Linked DNA regions of Mus musculus: all the other regions are linked to region 2. The links are chromatin loops, found by intact Hi-C in ENCODE. Cell type or tissue: left cerebral cortex. All regions are shown on one strand. Region 1 overlaps Gm51568 (a long non-coding RNA gene). Region 2 holds the start of Mfhas1 (malignant fibrous histiocytoma amplified sequence 1). Region 3 overlaps Mfhas1 (malignant fibrous histiocytoma amplified sequence 1). Region 4 overlaps Mfhas1 (malignant fibrous histiocytoma amplified sequence 1). Region 5 overlaps 1700015I17Rik (a long non-coding RNA gene). Region 6 has its middle 24 kb from the start of Cldn23.

Region 1 (4,000 bases), 90 kb after region 2:
ACCCAGATGCCCCTCAACAGAGGAATGGATACAGAAAATGTGGTACATCTACACAATGGAGTACTACTCAGCTATTAAAAAGAATGAATTTATGAAATTCCTAGCCAAATGGATGGACCTGGAGGGCATCATCCTGAGTGAGGTAACACATTCACAAAGAAACTCACACAATATGTACTCATTGATAAGTGGATATTAGCCCCAAACCTAGGATACCCAAGATATAAGATACAATTTGCTAAACACATGAAACTCAAGAAGAATGAAGACTGTAGTGTGGACACTATGCCCCTCCTTAGATTTGGGAACAAAACACCCATGGAAGGAGTTACAGAGACAAAGTTTGGAGCTGAGATGAAAGGATGGACCATGTAGAGACTGCCATATCCAGGGATCCACCCCATAATCAGCATCCAAACGCTGACACCATTGCATACACTAGCAAGATTTTATTGAAAGGACCCAGATGTAGCTGTCTCTTGTGAGACTATGCCGGGGCCTAGCAAACACAGAAGTGGATGCTCACAGTCAGCTAATGGATGGATCATAGAGCTCCCAATGGAGGAGCTAGAGAAAGTAGCCAAGGAGCTAAAGGGATCTGCAACCCTATAGGTGGAACAACATTATGAACTAACCAGTACCCCGGAGCTCTTGACTCTAGCTGCATATATATCAAAAGATGGCCTAGTCGGCCATCACTGGAAAGAGAGGCCCATTGGACTGGCAAACTTTATATGCCCCAGTACAGGGGAACACCAGGGCCAAAAAGGGGGAGTGGGTGGGCAGGGGAGTGGGGGTGGGTGGATATGGGGGACTTTTGGTATAGCATTGGAAATGTAAATGAGCTAAATACCTAATAAAAAATGGAAAAAAAACCACATTCGATCCTATTTTTATGTGTGCCTCTTGCCCAGCAAAATAAGAGTGCCAAAATATAAGGAAAAGATTTTATTCCAATCATAAACAACAGCATCCATCACAACACATAGTAAAATTAATTAATTTGCTATCTAATGTAAGAATATAAAATAAGTAATAAACCTTTGAAAACATTTGAACACTTCCATATAAATTTTCTACTGGCCAAACCTGACTAATAGTTCTTTTGGCGGGGGTTATGGAAGATTGAACCTAGAGCTCCTCGAATGCTAAGCAAATCTTCTCTGACTGTGTGCTTATCAATTTTCAACAGACTGAAAGCCTGTTAGTACTTTGAATTAGGAAAACCGATTACTAAACTTCAAAAGTAGAAGTTTGGGGTGGACTGCCCTCTGCTGGCACTTAAAGAACTTTCTGATCAGTTTTACTTGAGCTCCAGTTGTGTTCAACTTCGATACAATACAGGTTTTTCTTGCTTTCTTTCTTTTCCTTTTTTTAAAAAAATTATTCATTCTTTGTGAATTTCTTAGTATGCACCCCAATCCTATTCATCTGCCCATTTATTCATATCTACCCTTTGCCCTTACAACCTCCCCCACAAAAGAAAAGATAGAATAAAAAATTATTTTAAAAAAATCTTGTCGTGGAAGCTGTAATATGTCAGTGTGTCCCCGAATGTGTATCCACAGGCCTTTACTTGCCAATGTTCATTGCAGTGAGGCATTGGCCTGATTAGAGGCCTCTGGCTTCTGCTACACTATCAATACTGGATCCTCACCAGGCCTCCTCTCAGATATCCTGTTGTTGCCCTGCGTCATGGAGAGCCTGCAGCTTTGGTTCTGCAGGGCTGGCCCTTTCCAGCAGGTCACAGATGGGGTAGATCTTAGGGTTGGCCAACTCAAAGCCCCGGATCTGGGCCTGGGAGGTGGCTGAGTTGGTCAGCCTAGCAGATATTCCACATCCCACCACCAGGGTGAGCTCTCCAGCACCGCCCCAGCTAACTCACCCAGCACTGGAGCCAACAAGGGGCAGGGTCAGCTCTCCAGACTGCCTGTCCTTGGGGCCAGATCACCTGTGCCTGCACCATCAGGGCAGCTCTACTGTGCTGCCCAGGAGCGTGGGTTCTGCTCTCGGGTGCTGCAGCCAGTAGGAGGCAGGGATGGCTCTCTCCCTCCTGCCACAGGTGGGTAAGGAGCAAGGCAGGGATACAAGAGGATACACACACACACACACACCACTAACGAATGACACAAACAGCTCTCTCTCTCTCTCTCTCTCTCTCTCTCTCTCTCTCTCTCTCTCTCTCTCTCTTTCTCTCTCTCTCTCTCTCTCTCAGGAAAGGTGTCAGTATGAAACCCTGGCTGGCCTGGAACTCACTATGTAGAGCAGAGTAGGCCCTGAACTCACAGGGATCTGCCTGTCTCTGCCCTCTCTGTGTTGATATTTAAAGATGTAACCCCTTTGCTCACTTTAATGCGCATGTGTACAATTTGCAACAGGAGAAACCCTACAATTTTCCAAATAACTTGATGTTTCTTATAAACAGCTTATTTTGGAAGAGTTTTGAGGTATAACATACTGTAGTCAGTGATGTGGTACTAGATGGTTCTAGCTATGGCAGTGGGAGAACTGGGCGTAAGGAAGCAAAGAGATGAATTCTGGTGTTCCACTTGCTTTCTCCACTTTACGAAGCCCAGGACTCCAACTCATGGGATGCTGCTGCCTACAATCTTTAAACTGACTATGTTAAGTTACACCAACACACACGAATTGATTAGAGTGGTTTACAGATATGGTCTGAAATGTCCAACAATGGCTGATGAAAGGTCAGGATTCCTGTAGCAGTTCAGTCTACTAGGATGTCAGCTGGTCTTCAGTCTTGTTGGAGTCCCATCTAGGAAAACAGTGCCTCAGCAGCAGGACAGATAGACAGGACAGATAGACAGGCAAGCAAGCAAAGGGCACAATCTTCCATTTTCCAGGTCCTTTCATGTAGGCTGCCATTAGAGGGCATGACCCAAATTTTGAGTGGGTCTTCTCAACTCCGTGACTCTCATGTGTTTGTTTCTTAAAGGCATTCACTAAAGGTGTGCTAGGGGAACCTCAAATTCAATGTATCCTGCAAAACTAATTGTAAAAGGGAAAGGTTTATTTTTCTTATATGATATATTGGATATCTAATTCCATATTTGATAATGTTAGAAAGTTTAATAAAAGTCCAAATATCAATTATTTGGTAAATATAATCTATTTCTAATGTTCTTCTCAGAAGTCAAAATGTAGATAGGAAAGGAGAAAGACTTACTGTCATTGACGTTTTTCACAGAACTCTTACAGAGGGCTGGGTTTCAGTTCCCTGCACCCACATGGCAGCTGACATCCGAATCCAATCCCAGGGAGTCTCACACCTTTTGGCTTCTGTTGGCGCTTCACATACATGAAGTGTACATAGATGCACATGTAGACAAAATACTCATATACATGGAATAGCATAAAATATTTTTAAAAATAAGCAAGCAGAATTTGAGACTGGAAAAGTGATTTTTCTTCTTTTTATGGTTAGATGCACTGGCTGCCTTTTTAGAGACCCCGGTTCAATCGCCAGTGTGTGAGAAATACCAAGTAAGAGTCTTGTCTTATGACAAGTGTTTAACCATGACCAAGGCAACTCTTAGAAGGATAGCGTTTAATTGGGGCTGGCTTATAGGTTCAGAGGTTCAGTCCATTATCATCAAAGTGGGAGCATGGCACCATCCAGGCAGGCATGGTACAGGAGAAGCTGAGAGTTCAACATCTTGCTCCAAATGCAAACAGGAGAAGACTGACTTTCAGGCAGCCAGCATGAATGAGGGTCTTAAAGCTCATGCCCACAGTGACAGACTTCCTCCAACAAGGCCACATCTACTAATAGTGCCACTCCCTGGGCCAAGCATATTTAAACCACCACAAGTCTTTTCTATGGATACTATAAAACTTGGGTTTAAGACAAAGAATTGAAATCTTTTTATCTTCCTCCACCTTGTGAGACTTTTAATGAAAATGTTTCGATCCTTCAGATCCAGAAAAACTACTGTTTACTCAAAGAACTGCTCCTTTATTCCAATGGCCCCTTTCCCCATCC
Region 2 (4,000 bases):
CAGACATTTCTCCTCAAGCTCCCGCTCCCCACACAGGTCCGCATGCGTGCCTACAATACACACCACAGCGTGAGGCACCCGGGCCCCCACCCGATGCAAGAAGGAGCCCACGGTGGTAGGGAAGCAGCGAGGTTCATAGGTGGCCAAGTTGACCACGAGCACATACAGGGCTCCAGGGGAGAGGAAGAAGGGCTGTATCACCTCATAGCTTTCATCACCGGCTAAGTCATACACAATGAACCGCAAGCCCCGGGAAGCATCCGCTGTCCAGCTGGTCACCTCGATGCCCTTACTACCAAGGGGAGGGAAAGGTAGGTAGCTCTTCTCCTTGTCCCCTCCACCTTGCCCTCCCTCCACTTTGTCCTCGGTGAGGCAATGTCGAAGCAGGGTCTTTCCTGCAGCCTTGTGGCCCATCAGGAGCAGCTTGAGCCGGGGCTGCACGGCTGGCTGCGAATGCGCCAGTTCCTTCTGGTAGGCTGCGATGTAAGGGATCCCCTTCATGCAGACTTCGTAAGGGGGCTGAATCAGTGGGTTGTCCTTGATTTTCCACAAGCCTACCCGGGAGAGCTGGCCAAAGTTGTCCGGCAGCACAGCGATCTGGTTGCCCTGGAGCACCAGCTCCTCCAGGCCAGTCAGCTCCACAATGGAGTCTGGCAGGTACCGGATGCGGTTATTATCCAGCCACAAGGTGAGAAGCCGACCCAGCCCGGCGATAAGAGAGGGCACTGAGGTGAGCTGATTGCGACTAAGATAGAGCTCCTCCAGACCAGCCAGGGGCAGCAGCGCAGCAGGGAACTCCTCGAAGAGGTTGGAAGAGAGGTTGAGCATTTTGAGCCTCTGCAGACGGCTGAACTCGTCGGGCAGAGCCTGGAGCCCGTTGTTATCTAACATGAGGCTCTCCAAACTGGCCAGCTCGCAGAAGCCTCTGGGCAGCGTGCCAAGCTCGGCCCCGCTAAGCCAGAGGATCTTGAGGGCACGCAGGGCACTGATATCCTCAGGTAGGCCTCGCAGCCGGTTGCTGGAGACGTCGAGCTCCTCCAGGGCAGCCAGCTGCAGCAGCTGCTGGGGAAAGGCGGTGAGCTGGTTGTGGTCCACGTCAAGGGTCCGAAGGTGGTTGAGGCAGGAGAAGGAATCTGGCAGATGCGCCAGCCGGTTGAAGCTGACATCCAGCTCCTCCAGGTGGGCGAGGGCACCCAGCTGGGCAGGCAGGGCTGGCAACTGGTTGTGGCTCAGGTTGAGTTTGCGCAGCTCCCTCAGGGCGCTCACCACCTCGGCTCCCAGGATGGTCAACCGGTTGTGGCTGACGTCCAGTTCGGTAAGGTGGTGGCCTAGCTCCGCCACCGCAGGGGGCAGCCGGGCAAAACGGTTCCTGCGCAAGACCAAGACGCGAAGGCTGCCCAGAGCTGACCCCAGACCTTCAGGCACATCCTCGAGGCCGTTGTTCCCCAGGTTCAGCACCTCAATGTCCCCGATGTTGGCCGGCAGCACCAGCTGGGGGGCGTCGGGGGACTCCAGTGGGTCGCCTCCGGCCCCTGGGCAGCTGAGCGTGAGCTGGCGCAGGTTGCTCCGCAGCTTCCTGGCTCTCAGGGCGGCGTCCCGCCACAGCCTCACCGTCTTCAGGTTGCCACTGTCCTGGCCAGCCATGGCGGGGCCCCGCGCCGACAACCCTCACGCCGGTACCGGAGCCCGCAGCTGCATGCCGCGCTGGACTCCGGCGGGCGCCCAGCCCCCGGGCCCTCTAGCTCCCGCTGCTCCCGGGCCACCACCCCTGCGCGGCCGGCGGCCGTGGGTCCTAGCGCAGCCGGTGGCGGGCGGCAGCGACGCAGGCAGGTTTGAGGGGCTCCGGGCAAGCGGCTCGGAGCTGGGCTGCGGCCGCGCAGCGCGGCTCGCATTCTCCGTGCTCCTGGGCCATGGGCGCGCCGGGCAGCAGGGCCGCCGCCCGCCGCGCCGCGGAGGATGCCTGCTCCTCCTCCAGCTCCGCCCGCCTCGCCGAGCCTCGGTAGCCGACTCCAGCCCCGCTACCCTCGCAGCGGCGGTCCGGAGGCCGGCGGCGTCACCTCCGCGAGCTGCAGGAGGAGGGCGGCGCTCGGCTCCGCGGCGGGCATGCTGCGGGCGCAGGGCCGGGGAGCCGGAGGTGAAGGCGTCTCCTTGTCTCCGTTTCCCCGCGGCTCGGGCGGGAGCGCGAGCGCCGCGTCCCCGGCGCTTGGAGAGCGCGATCGGGAAGCTACAGCGCCGCCCGGTGGAGCGGCCCCCACGTGACCGGCGGAGGCGCCGCTTGTTCCCGGCACCGCCCCTGGGGCGGGAGTTGCAAGTAAGCGCAGGCTTTGGGGTTTGGGGGGTCCAGCTACAGTGGGGCCGGCGACGTGGACTTCGCCCTGCGCCAGGCGCACCAGATGCGGTCCTCAAAGCTGATGTGGGACTCCGGGGTCTCCGGGTTGGTTTCTCCTGCATCAGGTTCTTTGTTGGTCCTGGCCTCTAAGGATTTCTTATTCATCCCTAAGCATAGGATTTAGCTGGCTTTCTTGCTCATCCTTCCCATGCGCCATACATCCACACCTCTATAGAGCCGGCAGAATTTAAGGACCTGGGTGTCCAAGGAGCTTAGAACAAGAGGGTAGTTATAAAAGGCAGATGGGGGAAAAGCAAAGAACCTTTTAATCCATTTGATAAGTTAGTTATTGGGGACTATTTGTACTAGGTCAACCGAAGCCTAGTTTTCAGCTCCCCTGGTTTGAGCCAGCACATCTCAGGCCTGTTGTGGGTGGCTGGGGGTTGGAGGCCATGCAAGATGTCTTAAGTCTGTACTATCCCATTTAGCGCCACAGCCGAATGCAACATGCTACATCTTGAATCCGACATTCCCCGTATTCTGTGGATTCAAAGAAATGACCGTATTATCAGACACATTTTCGCTATTGCAGGGTTCAGTGTGGGCTTGTTTCCATTGAGAGGAAGTTGGTTTGAGATCATATCTATACTCAAGTAATCTCCGAATTTATCAAAGCCGTGAAACCTGTCAAGACCGCAGAGATCACCTCTACCACTCCTTTCCAGTTGCTTAATCACTTTATCTGAGGAACACCGACAGGCAACAACTGGTTGAAAAGGACAGTCACTTTCATCGAGGGTGTGGTCACTGATAGCTTGCCAAAGCTCCAGCAGTTGGCTCCATACCACGATAATAAGGGCAACACAAATTAGACTCAATTTGCAAGCAAACAAGCTATCCTTCCATTGTAACTGTCTTCAGAAAACTCTTCTCCATTTGTCATTAGATAATCGATCATTTTGTTTATCTGCTTAAGAGAGCTGAGTAGTGCCTGGGACCTGTCAGCTTTTAGGCATGCCCCTTATCACCCCGGCTATAAAGGAGGTGAGTTTGCCTGCAAGGAACAATCCTCTACTTGCAAAGTCCTGAAAGATCCCTATGGCTAGAGTGATTTTTTTCCTCAGTTCTAGAGTTTGAACCCAGGGTTTCCAGCATGTGAGGCAAGAGGCAAGGTGACTTCTGGGAGCAAAGTTCATACTGAGCAAGCTTGGGAAAAGCCTGTACAAGAGCCCCTGAAGCTACGCATGTTCCTGCAGGCCTGTCACTGCAGCACCTGAGGGACTGAATGAAGCAAGAGGGTTTAAAGTGTGAGGTCATGGTAACATTAACTTCTTCAAGCAAAGAAGAACGTGGAGTTCTTTGAAAGCCAGGCTACTAAAAACTAAAATGTTAAATCAGGAGAAAGAATATTTTAAGTAATGGGAGAAAGGAAGAAAGGAAAGAAGGAAGTGAGGAAGGAAGAGAGTGAGGAAAGGAGGGAAGGGGGAAGGGAGGGAGGGAGAGAAGGGGAAAGGAAGGAAGGGAATGGAAAAGAGAAGGAAGGAAGGAAGGAAGGAAGGAAGGAAGACGGAAGGAAATGGAAAAAGGAAGGAAGGAAGGAAGGAAGGAAGGGGAAGGAAGGAATGCAGGAAGGGAGGGAGGGAATGGAAAAAAGGAAGGAAGGGAAGGGAA
Region 3 (4,000 bases), 72 kb before region 2:
AAGAGTTGCGAGTCTGGGAAATCCAAGCAGCCTACAGTGACTCACAGTACTACCAGGGCCTTGAGGACAGAGTGCTTTCAGATGGTCCTGGCTCCTCTTTGGTATATTTTCTTTTCTTTTATAAAATTAAGTAATTTATTCACTTTACATTCCAATATTAGGCCGCCTTTCTTCCCAGTCCTCCCTCTCGCAGCTCCTCCTCCCACTCCCTTCTCCCCTTCTCATCTGAGAAGAGCCTCCACCTGGCCAGGTACAATCCCCTCAGGTGGGCACATCAGTCACTACAGGACTAGCTGTATCCTCTCTCACTGAGGCCAAGGTGGCCCAGTTAGGGGGAACAGGATCTACAGGCAGGCAGCAGATAAAGGGACAGACCCTGCTCCAGTTGTTGGAGGACCTGAATGAAGACTAAGTTGCACATCTGCTACATATGTGGGTGGGAGGTGTAATTTTTTTTTTTTCATTTAAAACCCAAAGCCTGAGCACAAGCTGGGCATCCCTATTTTCCCACTGGAAATTCTCTCCTAGTTGATTGACATGCCTCAGCTTCATCTGCTCCAGGCTGGCTGAGTACCCAGATAAGGACTGCAGGTTCTGAGCCCTACCCCATGCATGGGTCCCTGGCACCAACCACACAGAGCTGCTTGACTGTTGGCAACACTGTAGCCTTTGGTGAGCACAAGGCACAGAACTGGAAATAATTCAAATACTTTTAAGCCTTGGTTACCAACTTCTATAAAAACAGCAGCTTTGATAGAGTCAGCTAGATGGTTTTCTTTAGAGCTGGGTGCCCCCTCAGAGGTCAGAATTCGATACCCAGGGTGGCAGGTCTGGTAGGTAGGTGCTGCTGATCTTCGAAGCTGAGACCTTGAGCTATGCCCATGAGACTGTGGACCCTGAGTCAGTCTCTCACGCTGCTTCCTGGCTGGAGAAGTGAGCACTTACTTGCCCATGTGCTCCTGCCATGGCGTGCAAGGCCTAAAGTAATGGGCTGCCTAGCCTTAGGTTTGACTCCAAAATTCTAAGCCTAAATAAATCCCCCTTTACTTCAAAAGTAGCCCATGGGTCTTTTCCATTATACCAGCTAGACTGGTGGTTCTCAACCTAAATTAACCCAGGGAAAAAAGAGAAAACACCCACTGTCTCAATGGATATTAAATGAGTGTGTGCTGTGTACATGATGGTGCACATATGCACTCTCTCAATCCTTACAAGCATGTAAGACAGGGACAGTTATTTCCAATACATAGGAGAGGAAACTGGGCAGGCAAGATGGCTCGGAGTGTAAAGATGCTTGCCAACCCTGGTGACCTGAGTTCAAACCCTAGAACCCAGAGAGGAATGATGCCTGCATCTTCCTCTTACTTCTACACACATGCACTCACAGAGAGAGAGAGAGAGAGAGAGAGAGAGAGAGAGAGAGAGAGAGAGAGACATACAGACACAGATACACAAATATACACACAGACACACACACAGACATAGAGAGATGAACACATAAACATATGTACATACACATATGCGTACACATACATACATACATAACACACACACATATATGTGTGTATATATATATATATATATATATATATATATATACATACATTCACATATAGACAGTGAGGTGGTACAGACAGACAGACACAAAATAAAAATATAACACAAAGGAAGACTTGCAGGATATATAAAGTTTACCAATGGTCACAAGAGGAAACAGTGGTATCAGAACTTAAACCAAGAACCACCCAATTCAATACTTAAACACCATATCAGAATGCCCTGTGACAGAGATACTGTGATAATTAAATTAGATAACACACAAAAAATGCTAAACACCCTATCTGACATTTCATAAGCTTGCAGCAATAAGATTCTATAGAAACTGGATTTTCCAAATATATAAAGAATTCATCCAAGCACAATGAAAGCATGCAATTCAGGTTAGACCATCAGTTATCACAGGCAAAACTCTGCCTCACCAGAAATATAAAAAAATTCAAGTAAAAAAGTTCGATTCTATTACACGTCTGTCATCCATAGCAAAGTAAGCCAAAGTGATAATTCCCAGAGTGGGTGGGCACTATAAATAGTTATATTTACATAGGGCAGTATAGCAGCAGATTATGTAAAACAATTACATGTAGCCTGGTATAGTTCTGCTTTCCAAAGCCTGCTTATGGGGATGGAGAGATAACTCAGATGTTTGTTTAGAGAGCTTCCTAATCTGCCAAAGGACCAGAGTCTGGGTCCCAGCACCCACCCACCTCAGGCAGCTCTGTACACCTGTAACTCCAGCTCCAGGGGACTTGGAATACCTCTTTTCATCTTTGTGTATACACACACACACACTACACGCAGCAGACAGACAAACCTGCCTAAAGGAAGTCAGTCTTTATTTCTGACAAAAAATTATAACATTACTCTGTTTACAATATGGAGACACGTGGGAATATCCTCCTGTGTCTTGCTATGGGGCAATGCTGCTCTGGCCCACTACAATGAGTGATGCCTTGTAGAGCCAGAAGGTTATGAGACTGCCATTTCCATATCTGTCTTGAAGCTTCATTCAATGTGGACTCGGAGTGAATGGGCCCTTAGGGACTGCATGGACTTAATCATTTACTCGTTTCACATTTGGCTTTAAAGGATGATCTCTCTTCTTCCTCTGAGAAAGTGTGCACAGGTGGTCATCAGGGAGGACACAGATGTCAGGGGCCTCCTGAATGAAGCTGGCTGTCTGCTGAGACTACTATGCAGCCTCCTGTGGGCCTCAACCCTGTGAAGAATTGCTTCATTACTTGGGCTCAAGATTTGTGCCAGGAGAATGACAGGTGACTGCTAACAACTGCTTTTCCCTCAGTCGAAGAACAGAACACCAAGTCCTGCTAGGACATTTCAAAACATCAACAGCAGATCATTGAAATGAGCCTCTTTCTTCTCTCCTCTCTCATCAGATCTCTCCACTATTGGGCATATTATGCAGAACACTAAACATTTATCATAGCAACAACGTAAGACATTGTGTTGAAAGTCAAAATATTTGTTCAGTACAAACAACTGGATCTAGATTGAAGATGCCAGTTATAAACACCATGCAAAACAACAAAGCTGTCTAGAACTTAAGTAAAATTTACACAGATACCTGGGGAAAAAACAACCGTGTGGGCCATAAGGGAAAAGAGATTTAGTGAGTGAATGAAAGACTCAGTTAAGGTGTAGTCATAAGGGGGCTGGAGAGATGGCTCAGTGGTTAAGAGCACTGACTGCTCTCCAGAGGTCCTGAGTTCAATTCCCAGCAACCACATGGTGGCTCACAACCATCTGTAATGGGATCCGATACCCTCTTCTGGTATGTCTGAAGACAGGTACAATGTACTCACATACTAAAATAAATAAATCTTTTTTTTTTAAAGTGTAGTCATGAGATAGACTTACAGAGTCCTGATAAGTAGAGATGAATATTATCTACCTGCAGGATTTAATAGCTGAGGAGAACACGAGAGAACATTAAAGGCTGAAGAAATATTCGGGGTGGGGGTGGGGGGAAGAAACATGGCACCGGGGGGTGATGCTCCAAGAGGCTGGGGTTCTGGCCTCAAGAGACAGTGTGTGCTCTTGGACTTTGGCTGCTGCATTTAAGTGATCAACTAGCAGGCTGGAACTGTGCTCAGGTGCTCACCAAATCTCACATAAGCTATGTTTGTGGTGTGGGAACAAGTTGAGAATTGTTACCCATTAAAGGCAAAAATACTCCTCACAGGCGCCTAGGTTTGAACATGTGGTCCCCAGTAGGTGGCACTATTTTGACAGGCTGTGGGATGTAGCCTATTTTTGAGAAGTAGGGCAGACTTGGGCCATTAGGGGCCAGCCTCTGGGGGTTTCAGTCTAGCCCTGTTTGGAGCCAAGTTCTCCCTCTCCCTCTAGCCCCTTCCCCTCCCCCTCCCCACCTCTCTCTTTCCTGTCTGCTGCTGCAAAGTGACTTGCTGTATTATCCTCATTC
Region 4 (4,000 bases), 55 kb before region 2:
AACTTTGGGTTCAAGGGAAGGACAGTAGGTAGGAGACAGAAGATGCTTCCTGGCTCTATGTTATGAGGTGACTCTGGGTGACAGGGACTATGGCTCAGTGGCTGAGGACTTGCCTAACACACTCAAATCCCCAGGTCAGTTCCAGGGTAACTCATACAATGGAGGATCTTGCTCTTATATCTCACTCACTGCAGAGATATGGACCATCTCTAAAAGACAAAGCATCTCTGGTCAGGACAGATTTAACAGTGAGAGCCAGGCAAAGACTCATGGGTACTCAGGAGGGTACCCATGCATTCTGAAGCTAGGTGAAGCTGGTGGGTCAGAGCACAGGGAGATAGGCGAGAGGAACCAGGCACTCAGCATCCAGGCCCTGAAGAAAGGCTGTGCTGGCCTCCCACTGACAGAGCTTGCTTGCTTTCCTGCTCCTAGACCACAGTCAGTATTACGTAGGCTAGACTCCCTGTGAATGTTAGGGAGAGGGACAGAGGAGGCAGGCTGGGTTAATGCTGCCCTGGAGAGCCAGTAAAACTGGGTTAGAGATGCTCTGTGAGCATCCCACTGAGCATCCCATGCTAGGGCATGCCCCATCCTCATGCCTACCCCATCTTCCCAAACAATGCACCACAAAGCAGAAAAGATCATGAAGAACCACTCTCCCTAAAGCAGGGAAGGCTACCAGCCTGAGTTCCAGTGCCTGGCTGTTGTGAAAGTCTGCAGGCTGCAGGGCTTATTGGACGTTTAGTATCTCACTGGGATGAATGCTTTGGCAGGGCTGGATTCCCTAAACCTCTCTTGCTAGTTGGAAACCAGCAACTTCTCTGTCTTTCTGTGTGTCTGGGGAGGCTTCCTCTGTGTTGAGTGTATCCCATTTCTAGTTGTATGAGGAGAACAGCCTTACTGGATGAAGGGTCATCCTAGGATTCATTACTTCCTCAAAGATACCCTTCCCCAAATGCAATCACCACAGTCTTCAGAACTGGGGCCACATCTTCAACATTTGGAGGGAACACATAGATTAAGGGGCCATTCGAGCTACTGGCATTCTCTGGCAGAAGAAACTGAGTCTTCCCTCTTCCTGGACGCTAGGATTGTGTGCTTAGCTGGAGGCAGCACTAAGGAAGAAGAAACCACAGACGCACTCAAGTGAACCTCTCATTGGCCAACTGAGGCTAAAGACACATGGTCCATGGCCCTGCGTGGAAGGAACTTGCAGAACAGCTGCATCCCACAGGTTCTGGTCATGGACGGATATCAACTTCCTACCAGCTTCCTTTAAAGTTAACACATATGCATTAGTGGTGGTGGTGGTATTATTATTATTTAAAATCTCAGTGGAAAAGAACAATATAAAGTGAATATATATTCTTTTTTTTTTCATAAGGCTGAGTTACACAAGGACATTTTCAGGAGAATATAACTTTGACAGCATTGTTTCCTTTTTATAGAAAATAATTTTCTTCCTCTCGACTGGCAGCCATTCTGCAAAGGTAAATGCTGATCCATCTCTCGGGCTCCTTCTGTGGAGAGTGTCAGCAGACACGGGTGTGAGGCTGCTTGGATCCCAGGCCTTTCTGCCTACCCAGCATTCCCTCTCGTCTGCCCTCTTCCAGGCTCGCTGAGCCTTGGATTGTGTGTGAAGACAGAACACAAGCTTACATAAAACCTTTGCTCTCAGAGACTTCCTTGCAGGTCTGGGGAACCCTTCGGTAATTCAAGCCAGTGAAATTTAAGTACAAGGCAGCTGGGAACTTCTCAGTATTTTCCTGCTTCTTGATATAAGACATGCCCATCTGGCTACTCCCCTACCCCACCCCCACCCCACCCTTGCACCTTTTTCCTGCTTGGAAGGACAGATGTGAGATCTGGTAGAATGACAACATCTGGTTACCATGAGAACAGGGGCCCATACAATTTGTCCTGTAGAACAGAAACACAGTAGGCAACTCAGGGACAGCACAGAGGAGAGTCTATACCAACCTGCCTGACGGTGATGTGAACTTCTTATTCACAAGAAAAATACGCTCCATTAAGGCTTGCTTTCCTTTTCTTATTGCTCGGCTCTATTTTTTTTTTCATTGTACATAAGGCTGAGTTACACAAGGACATTTTCATGAGAATATAACTTTGACAGCATTGTTTCCTTTTTATAGCTACTATCTTCTGCACTGACATACCAGCTCCTAAAATTTCTTTTTTAACACACATGCTGTAAAGCCCGAGTCAGCTTTTTCACACAATGCTGTGAATCTTTCCTAAGTGGTATGACAGAATGAGAGAACAGTGCTACTTTGAACACTCCAGAGCTCTGTGCTGTGCACACACACGTGCTTCTGATCTTTGCTAAGAGTCTCACATGCATTTTGTGCTTTTGTTACTGCCACAGGAGCAGATACTTTGTATACCACTAGATTTGGCAGCAAGCGCCTTTTTTCCCCACTGAGCCGTCCCACAGGCCCTCATTGCCCTTCTTAAACAGCGAGGGCTACTCTGTTTCCTCACTCATACCTCTAGAAAGGACATAAGCCCACCTAGCTTATTACTCTTGTTGATTCCTAGCATTTATTTCTAGGCAAAAGCAATGGCCCTCTGACATACATTCAAACAATCTTTCCCCCATCCCAAATATTATTTGTTATTTGATTTCATTCACAGAATTTAAAGGTTAAGGAAACCTTTAAACTTTGATGTGACTTTTTTTTTCTTTATAAGGTCTGTGAGTTTGTTAGACTGGGAACAGGAAAGTATCCCCTGCCTCTGCTCTACGCTGTATCTAATAAGGTTTACTCCTCTTATGAGTCAGTAAGTCTAAACCTTTCAAGCAGATAATTTTATTGCTATCTAAGGAGAGAACACTTTCTTTTTTCCAGTAGTTACTCAACTGCCTCAGCCACCATTTACTACAGTGTATTTCCTCACCCTCTGAGGGCAGTGTGAATGGCAGACCTCTGAGAAGGCCTGACTCAGGTCCCATCTCTGTGGACGTACCAAGTCACGACCTATGAAAATATACAGAGGAGCTTCCATGTTGTTTGCCTGTCTTCTAACCAAGAGAATGAATCAACAGGGTAAAAACAAACACTGAAAACAAAGACCTCAAAAGGCTAGAGAAACAAGAAAGGTCTCACAAGTTGCTACCTAGGAAGAGTCACTGAGATCTTACATACTGGAGCATCAGATCAAAGGCACTGGGTGTATCAGAGGAAAGAAAATCTGCCCCAGGATTTTACCAGTAGCTTTGACCTATGCTTGTCTTTAAAGGAGGCAGTTCCCAGATCTCACCATAGACTGACTGATCTGAGGCAGATCTCCTACCTTACCCTCTTGAGTACTGGTATGTAACCACCTTGCCCAGCCTTCTCTTGAAGCATCTCAAATGAAAAACAGGACCAGCCCAGGCCCTACTCTACAGGACTGAGACTACTGCCTGGACCATACACTCTGCTCTAGATACTGCCAGTTCGTAGGCATATTTAAAGATATTTCCCCAAGGAAGAAAGCAAATGATAAACGCATTGCAATATCATTGTATAAGAGTTTTCAATCCAAGACTCCCAGTGATCCACTGAACTCTAAACCTAGACAAAGCTCATGTCTTCTTCATTTGCAAGCCCACCCAGAGCAGGAGAAATTGCTGGCTAAGAAACTAGAGTTGAACAAATGTGATGAATCTGGGGGCAACACTGTCTCCCGAGTTTTCTGAGGAAGGCCCATGCAGGTCCAGCAGCAAGGATGTAGAAGTTCTACCCCCAATGTGTGAAGAGGGCTCCTTGGCTCCTCTGGGTCCATCCTCCAGCTTCCTCAAGGGCAGCCCTTTCTGACCCTAGGTTAAGCTTCATTCCTTGAACACTATTCAGAAGGTTACCAGCTGTCCCTGCCCACTTTGGTAGCCATGAAACTTTAATGTAAGCAAATACCCCATTATCCCCAAGCAAAGAAAACCTTTCCAAGGCCCAGACAAAGCTCTTCCTTGTGTCTGAATGTCCATTCCCTTTGCCAT
Region 5 (4,000 bases), 120 kb before region 2:
AAGAACATACAAGCCTTTGGTGACAGTTTACTGAATTACTTTAGAGATCTATTCTTTGTTAGCTTCTTGGCCTTCTCACTGAGATCAAATGTAGAACTGGTCTCTGGATCATTTTTAGTTCTCTAACCTCCCAAATGATATGAGTGAAACTCACCATCTATCTTTCAACAGATCTTGTTTCCCTTTTACTTCTGACCTCATTAAACATAGGTCATGTCTCACATGGCCGTCATTAGAACCTGCCACAGATCCTATTCTGGGCTCTCAAGCTACCATTCCCCTTCCTTTCCCTATACTTCCTCCCCCTCCTCCTCCTCCCCTCCTCCTCCTCCCCCTCCTCCTCCTCCTTGCATTCCTTCTCCTCCTTGCATTCCTCCTCCTCTTGGTCCTCCTCATCCTCCACTTCTTCCACCTCTTCCTCCTTCTCTACTTCCTCCTCCCCCTTTTCCTCCTCCTCTTTCTTCTTGCCCCCTTGCTCTTCTCTACTAGGTTTTTGGGGCTAACTTTTTCTTCTAATGGTTTTATTTCCTTACCATGGGTTACTTTTTTCTCCCTTTTAATGAAACCACACGCATAGATCTTATGAAACACAGCTTTGCAGAACTGGCTTCCATAGTTGTATCTCATATTTAAAATGTCCATGTCCTCATCACTATTGTGTTAGAAACCCAATGTTTTGGCATTTGTAACAGAAAGCCACCCAAGTTTGGCACAGATGCCCCACAAAGCTGGATAGGCAACTTCATGTGGGCCTGGCCCTGTCCGAACTTTGCATACAGGGCTGTTCTTTTATTTCTCAATAGATGGAGTCATGCTTCCTGTCATGATAATGGCACCTAAGATCTGCCTACCATGCTGGTTTCTGCTGTCATTTCTCTTTACAGCTGCTTCAGGACCCTCCAGCCACACTCACTCCAGGTTCTGCGACTCTGTGATTCTATTCTGGAATCTCCACAGCTTTCCTATCCTTTCCTTCTGACCAAATTCTACATTCACTTTGAGGTCAGCCGGTGCGCATCACAAACCCTTGCCAACTCTTCTGCTTAGAGCAAGTCACTCTCATCAGCAGCACCCGCAGCACCCTGCCTCAGCAGATGCTTCCAAATGTGTCCCCTTCTGAGCCAGAGAGCTCAGTCGATAAGGCCTCAGAAGAGTTCCTGACACTCTGAGGGAACCACACCAAGCCTTTCAAGTGTTCTCCTGGGCTTCATCTTCTGTCTACATCACCCAGCCAAGATACCAGCCTGCCACTGAGCTCAGCAGATGTCCGTGGTATGAATGGATTCCGAGCAGACGGCACAAAAATGAAGAAGATGGGAGAATGGTTGGGAGCCACCCTCTAATAGAGGATTACATTTAAATACATTAAAGATGGGAGCTGTCGTATGGGTTAGCATAGCAACAATGACCTTATCATTTCCAAGCCGACAGTACAGATGGATGTTCTCATTGTCTTAAAAATAGGTCCACGATGATACCGCAGGATTGATGGATGGAAGTGCATGATTGACAATTGAAACTGGGATTGTGGCTATATTCAACCCAGGAAACTGGGGAATCTTGGGAAGGAATATTTAAAATCCAGACTCCCAAGTGCCTGTAAACCAATTAAACAATAGCAAGATGAGCTTTGCTAGGATAAGGGAGACCCTGGGTGACATTTCCAAGCCAAGCCTGGGCATAGCTGTTTTTCCACCCTGAGCAGCTGAGGTGCTTGCTCACGGTAGGGGGGGCAAAGAAAAAAACCGCTCATGTGTCACTCAACTGCCCTCTGGCCCCACGTGTGGGAATTTCTTTTAAAGATCTTAGTATGGGGGGACGATAGAATGAAAAGAGTCCGATTATCTACGGCAAGCCTAATTATAGCTTCAAGGGCGAGTACGCCAGGAAGGGTCACGTGACACGTTCCATCCGCGAGCACTGGAGAGCAGCTGCGAACAGGAGCAGTTTCCAATGACAGCCACCAGGTGGCAGAACAGAACGCAAACCTCTCTGCCTTAGAGGTCAGCCCTCATTTGCCCTTAGGTGAGCAGTTTTGTGACCTTAGAAGACTCAGTAGTGACTCCACTGAGACTGTGATTCAAGGCCTCCGTTTCACCCGTGACTTAATTTACATTCAAAACAAACAAACTTCCAGTAGAATGAACTACCTTTGAAGGATGGGACCTTGAGAGCTAATTGTTTAATTTCCAGAAATGTAACCTTTTAATTAGAATTAGAGTATACCAATTACACTTCCATAACGCATAATTAGTCAACTTACATTTAAATTAAGAAAATTGTCATCCTCTGTCCTAGTCTGTCATCAATGGGAGGAGAGGCCCTTGGTCCTGTGAAGGCTCTATGCCCCAGTATAGGGGAATGCCTGGACCAGGAAGTGGGAGTGGGTAGGTTGGGGAGTAGGGGGTGGGGGAAGGGGATAGGGGATTTTCGGAGGGGAAACTAGGAAAGGGGATAACATTTGAAGTGTAAATAAAAGAAATATCTAATTAAAAAAAAAGAAAAAATTGTTCTCTATCTTTTACTTTGTTACTTCCTGTGGTCTTGAGTCTGTGCTGTTTGTGGGGCTTGTGTGAGAAAAATACTGCGCAATGAGGTGCTAGCGCATGTCTCTTCTCAGGTTGGGAACTTGAATTTGGCCATGGGAAGCAATGCAACCTTGTGCTACAAATGTTCTCCTTTGTGGCTGGCTCTTAACCATTCTCTGACCACTAATGCATGAGCTATGAGGGAGATGACCAGATAAGCTTCAGTGGGGGACAGACAAGAGTAATAAGCCTTTAAATTTGTTTCAATAATAATTCAGACACAGCAAAACACATCAATAGAGAGCCAGACTGTAGTGAACATTCAGAATTTGGGTCTGTGTCCTGCTGTTCATGAGTCACACACTTCCGGCCACTGGTTCCTCATGCCCATTCCTCCTTCTGCCGAAAGGATATATTGGAACCTAATTTATATAGTTACTTCAAAGACTAAGAGAATTCATGCCCTGAAGTTGCGCCTTGACTGGCTGTATCTGCCAGCTAATTTTTTTGCTGGATTGGTTTTGTTTTGATCTTACAAGATAGGGTTTCTCTGTGAAGCCCTGGTTACCCTGGAACTCACTCTGTAGACCAGGCCGGCCTCAGAGATCTGCCTGTTTCTGCCTCCCAAGTGCTGGGATTAAAGGTGTACACTGCCATGCCCATCCAGCAAGCCAGCTCTTCTTACTACTAAAGAAGGTGGATAACATTAAAGCCACAAGATGCACATGGCGGAGATGAATGTGAGTCAATCTGAAGACTGTACATCAATTTACAATCTTATTCGATTTTTACATTTAATTTTGTATTATGATTTACCTTCATTTTCTGGGGATAAATAAAGATAAAACAGTATCGGATTCATTGTTTGGTACTGACAGAATAATAGATTTTACTATCACACCTTGCTTTTTCAATATCTGGAGAGTGTATTTAGAATTCTCAGGGTTTAGAGGCTTCTATCCTAGTTCCTAAAATGTTTGGTAAATATCAGACATTCTGTCAGGCTCTGTCCAAATGTACACAATTAACACGGTGACAATTCTTAAGGTCCCTGAGGCATGGGGGTTGTTCAGAAAATGGGTTCCTGTAACCTCACAGTCTTGACTTGTCAAACGAGGGCTCAGAGATATGTCTCAGCATAGAATAGGCCAGCCTTCAAAAAGAAATTCAAGAAATGGCCCCTCACAGAAGCAGGAAGAAAGAAAGGAAAAGGGCAGAGAGTCTCTCGTGGGACTCGTCAAACAAGGTCAAACAGAAAGTGCCTTTGAGTCACAAAAAGCCTGTCAAATTAGGTGTGGGTTATGATTGATGCAAAATTCAAAATGCCTGCTGAAAAGCAAGTTCTAGAAAACCTGGGGAAAGTTAGGCTGGGATTGTGGCTCTGTGGTTAGGGCACGGCAAACATGAACGCTGCATTTGCACCCTAGAGCCATATAAACCAGATGTGGCGGTATGACCTGCGATCTCAGATC
Region 6 (4,000 bases), 260 kb before region 2:
GGCTCCTAGGTAAGAAGGGTCCTGTGTGCTCTATGGGGACGTGACTAACCAGTGGAGAGGTTTGCAGCAGAGGTTTGCAGAGCCTTTGAGACGAACCTTTTCTTTTATATAGAAAACAACACCAGCCAGGTGGAGTCTAGATGAGTGCTTGTGGGTCTCTAGCTTTCAGGTTCAGAACAAGAGCTCAGGATACACAGTTTCCAAAGTCCTTTTCCTTCTCTGGGTAGAGTAACAGGACTAGCAAAGAAGGTGGAAATCAATTGCATTATCAACACACATCTAAAATGAGAGATGCAAGAGACTTCCACTTGAGAGTCAAATTCATGATCTGTACATGTGGACATTGAAGAGTGGCTGGGGCCACTTGCCAGTTCTGCAAGAAGCTTTGCAGTGAGAACCTCTGACCTCTCTGACTGTGAGGGGACAGGTGCTGGTGGTGTCAAGTCACCGGGTGAGTGTGCTCTGCTGGCGTCAGCCTGAGGTAACCACCACAAGTATCAGTGGAAAACAAACTCTAAACACCAACATCACACACAGCAAAGAGAAAGGAGTTGAGCCTCACAATAGCCGAGTCCATCCTTTTATACAAGTGTTACAATGTAACTGATTTCCACCTCCATCCCACAAGTGTTACAATGTAACTGATTTCTACCTCCATCCCACAAGTGTTACAATGTAACTGATTTCTACCTCCATCCCACAAGTGTTACAATGTAACTGATTTCCACCTCCCTCCCTGGCCCTATTAGTCCACAGTAAAGGGGAAAGGGGCTTTGGAAACCACCAGGTATCAGCCTTTGTTCGGAACTCTAGAGACCTACAAACACTCACCCAAACTCCATGACATCTTGGTTGTTTGTTTGAGGGATTTTGTTGTTGTTTATTTGTTTGTTGTTGTTGTTTTAATAACAGAACCTTCAGCTCAATTTGGATCCCAAAAGAGATCAGACCTGGTGTGTTTGTGAAGCTGACTTTAAAGCCAGGTTTCCCTTTCCATCAAATTCTGAACTGAGAGCTTAAGTCATAATCCTCCCTCTCTCCTCCGTCCTCCCGCCTCCCTCCTCCTCCCTCTTCCCTCTGAGTCTTTAAGAAATAACGGTTTTGGTGGGATATTGGAAGACAGTAAATAAGTTCACATTCACCATGCCTTCGTCATACAAAACCTGGGTGGGCTGCTTAACCTTTCTGAGTCTTAAGTTTGATCTTTTGTAAAAGGGGGCTAACACTGAACCCCCCCCCCCCGAGCATTTAAACATAGAGTTTAATCCAAGGGTCTCAAACTGACGGTCGGTGGTGTGAATACCTCTATGTGTAGATCAGGCTGTTAGCCGTTTCTGCAAAACTAGCAGTGATTCTCAATACCACCCCCCCCATCATAAGCCTATTACCCATCATTCCCCCCCAAGTTCAGAAGGGAAGGCCAAGGGATCACTAAACAGGATGGTAGGGGGGCCTGGCGTCCTTTGAAACCGTAGAGATTTTAAGTAATTCTCCTCACTGGGACTAGGTAAAAATAAACAAATAACAAGAACAAAAAAGTCTCCCTCTACCACTCACCTACTTCTGACTAGATACAGAAAAGAGACGTGGAAGACCGAGTGAGAAAATGAATCCACCTGCCGTTTGGAAAATAGTCAAGAGACTATTATCCCACCCATAGCCACAGCAAAAAAAAAAAAAAAAAAAGCTTTGCTGAGCTTTAAGCAACGGAAAAGGCAAGGGGTGGAAAGGAGAGGGCTAGCGTAAGGTAGTAGAGGCTTCACAGAAGCTCTGGTTCCTATGAGTCAGAAGCGCGCCCAACAGAAGGAAACTGTCCTTGACCTGGGCTGCAGGAAATGAAGCCCCTCTAGAAGTGCCTCTGCGGAAAGGAACACTTGCAGCAGCTTCCGAGCGAGCATCAATGGGGTCGCAGAAGGTTGTGCCCTGTGGAGCCACAAGAGGGCGCTCTAGGACAAAAAAATCAACATTTGTCCCTTGGCACACAGAAGCGGGCAAGACGTAAGGAGGGACGTCAGTCTGAAACTTTTTTGAGATCTTCCATTCTTCTTCCCTCTCCCCGTGAACCCCAAAGGAGAGCAAACATAGAGGAAGGGAGCTCATAGCCAGGGCGAGTGACTAAAAAGGAAGTCCACTAGACGCCATGACGCCTGCTCCCTAGTCAGGAGCAGGAGAAATCTAAGGAGTTGCTGCTGGTACCTAAAGATGTGTAGGGAAAGCCGTGGAAACGCATCCACAGGCAGAGAAAGCTCATCCTAGAGAAAATTAGAGCAAAATATTGGGGAAAAAAAAACCAAGTTGGCCCTTTGCTCCCTTAAAACCTAGCTGCCTGCACTGGTCCTTGCAGAGACAGCAGTGAAGTGGAAATTTCTGGTTTCTTTAACAACCCAGTTGTGTCATGTGATGTTTTCCTGACGCCGTCTTGTGAGAGGGCATGTAATGTTTTTTTTTTTTTTTTTTGCTGAAAATAGACACTTGAGAGGGCGGTTGATGTTTAGAAAGAATATAAATGGAACCCCACAAACAATAGGAGGGTGCTCTCGTATTGCTACGCCATACAACGCCTCGCTGGTCTTCACTGGTCTTCGTTGCTCTTTACTTTATAGACAGAAATGCGCCAAAGAAGTTCTTGTGGTATTCCAGCCAGAACGGTCCGCTTCCGCTGACTTGTGCCCATTCGGCGGAGCCTTGCTGTTTCTGCTGGATGGTGCGGCTGCTACTGGTTGGTGTTATGATGTTTGCTATTGGACCGGACTGTTGGTATCCTGACAATAAGAGCGGAACCACTCCAAGGAACTCCTTGTAAGCAGGTCCACAACACCATTTTTCTATTAACCTTCTTTTTCCCCAACCTCTGATTGGTGGGTTAGAAGGGAGGTTGAAGTGTTTAAGAACCCAAAATAAAGTAGGTTTTTTACTTAAAGAAAGGAAGGAAGGAAGGAAGGAAGGAAGGAAGGAAGGAAGGAAGGAAGGAAGGAAGAAAGAAAGAAAGAAAGAAAGAAAGAAAGAAAGAAAGAAAGAAAGAAAGAAAGAAAGAAAGAAAGAAAGAAAGAAATTTAAGCCTACACAGCAGATCTCCACTCACCAAGCTCCACAGAGGTGTTTGTTTGCTTGCTTGCTCGTTTGTTTTGACTTTGTCTTGCTCAGCCTGAAGGTGTGTTGGCTGATGGTGATACAGGTAGAGCTGGTTCTACCAAATGGCCCGGCTCCTGCTGTCCTCAAGATATGAGCTTCTGCCAAGCAAGGAGAGCACAGGAAGAAGTCACATGGCACATCCTGGCAGAAGAGAAGGGCAGATGTGGGCTGAGTGTGCTGCGTGCAAGGATGCCCAGATCGTAGTTACTGCTGGTGCGTGCGTGCGTGCGTGCGTGCGTGCGTGTGTGTGTGTGTGTGTGTGTGTGTGTGTGTGTGTGTGTGTGATTGTTATATACAAAACAAAATAGCTCATTTTAACTTATCATAAACAGTACAGTTCAAATTCAATCAAATATTTATACCTCTGAATCTCTGAATTCTGAAACTCTGCTCAGAATAACACATGTGACTTTAAGAAGGTATTTATCACGACATAAAACAAAATACTGAATAATAAACTCTAATCCAACTTGGTCAAAGTGGGTTGTCCCATGCAGCTCAGATGAATGACTTTATAGTAGGTTCCCGTCCCGATGACTCATTTGTCTGGTGGGATCTTAAAACGGAAAGGAACCCTTGTCAGGTCCTTGCCGTTGTCAAGCTGGAGTCTTGAAAGTTCCTTATGGAAAAATAATGAAGACAGGATTGAAAATATTAACTCAACATTCTAAGGTACCAACTATGTTTTTGCTTCATGCAGAAGAGCAAGCCTCTGCATTCTTTCTACTTAAGCCTACCCAAATAGAGAAAAGCACTCCGACTGTCACAGTAAGACTGACCACCGCACAAAGAAAGATGGCAGGATCATTTAAGAAGCTGTTCCAGTGAGAACCAGGTTTCTGGCTGGAAGCGGTCACCATGAGGCTTC

Evidence for each region. Hi-C counts contacts between places; a loop is a spot of excess contacts. Peaks named below come from ENCODE experiments on the same cell type or tissue, not always from the same donor. Only the 100,000 strongest peaks of a DNase experiment are listed, where the experiment ranks them.
Region 1: a loop joins it to region 2, with 2.5 times the contacts of the local background. A loop is called at or near these places in 18 of 42 quality-filtered maps.
Region 3: a loop joins it to region 2, with 2.6 times the contacts of the local background. A loop is called at or near these places in 9 of 42 quality-filtered maps.
Region 4: a loop joins it to region 2, with 2.2 times the contacts of the local background. A loop is called at or near these places in 12 of 42 quality-filtered maps.
Region 5: it touches region 2 in a loop (6-fold over the local background); 28 of 42 quality-filtered maps call a loop at or near these places.
Region 6: it touches region 2 in a loop (4-fold over the local background); 11 of 42 quality-filtered maps call a loop at or near these places.

Annotation. Positions count from the first base shown.
Region 1 is chr8:35,496,338-35,500,337 of GRCm38, reverse strand. Gm51568 (a long non-coding RNA gene) reads right to left here. Exons shown (of 2, transcript XR_003947532.1): 1 at 3,185-4,000; 2 at 934-3,006. Among named protein-coding and RNA genes, the nearest start is that of Eri1, 2.8 kb to the right of the region's middle. In left cerebral cortex, CTCF peaks have their summits at 1,271 (motif pointing left) and 1,859; a DNase peak (open chromatin) is centred at 1,267.
Region 2 is chr8:35,586,017-35,590,016 of GRCm38, reverse strand. Mfhas1 (malignant fibrous histiocytoma amplified sequence 1) reads right to left here and starts at 2,228. Exons shown (of 3, transcript NM_001081279.2): 1 at 1-2,228. The coding sequence starts at 1,644. Gm16793 (predicted gene, 16793) reads left to right here and starts at 997. Exons shown (of 3, transcript NR_040376.1): 1 at 997-1,179. In left cerebral cortex, a CTCF peak has its summit at 2,253; DNase peaks (open chromatin) are centred at 880, 1,657 and 2,222; H3K4me3 peaks cover 2,539 bases; H3K27ac peaks cover 2,277 bases.
Region 3 is chr8:35,658,277-35,662,276 of GRCm38, reverse strand. All of the region lies in intron 1 of Mfhas1 (malignant fibrous histiocytoma amplified sequence 1), which reads right to left. Among named protein-coding and RNA genes, the nearest start is that of 1700015I17Rik, 59 kb to the left of the region's middle. In left cerebral cortex, a CTCF peak has its summit at 3,812 (motif pointing right); a DNase peak (open chromatin) is centred at 2,078; H3K27ac peaks cover 232 bases.
Region 4 is chr8:35,641,093-35,645,092 of GRCm38, reverse strand. All of the region lies in intron 1 of Mfhas1 (malignant fibrous histiocytoma amplified sequence 1), which reads right to left. Among named protein-coding and RNA genes, the nearest start is that of Gm16793, 54 kb to the right of the region's middle. In left cerebral cortex, no CTCF peak of the experiment used is centred here; DNase peaks (open chromatin) are centred at 1,628 and 2,242; H3K27ac peaks cover 333 bases.
Region 5 is chr8:35,705,982-35,709,981 of GRCm38, reverse strand. It overlaps 1700015I17Rik (a long non-coding RNA gene), which reads left to right. Exons shown (of 3, transcript XR_378890.3): 3 at 885-1,991. Among named protein-coding and RNA genes, the nearest start is that of 1700015I17Rik, 12 kb to the left of the region's middle. In left cerebral cortex, a CTCF peak has its summit at 1,956 (motif pointing right); DNase peaks (open chromatin) are centred at 1,029, 1,303 and 1,920; H3K4me3 peaks cover 520 bases; H3K27ac peaks cover 310 bases.
Region 6 is chr8:35,848,527-35,852,526 of GRCm38, reverse strand. No RefSeq gene overlaps it. Among named protein-coding and RNA genes, the nearest start is that of Cldn23, 24 kb to the right of the region's middle. In left cerebral cortex, a CTCF peak has its summit at 1,924 (motif pointing right); a DNase peak (open chromatin) is centred at 1,939.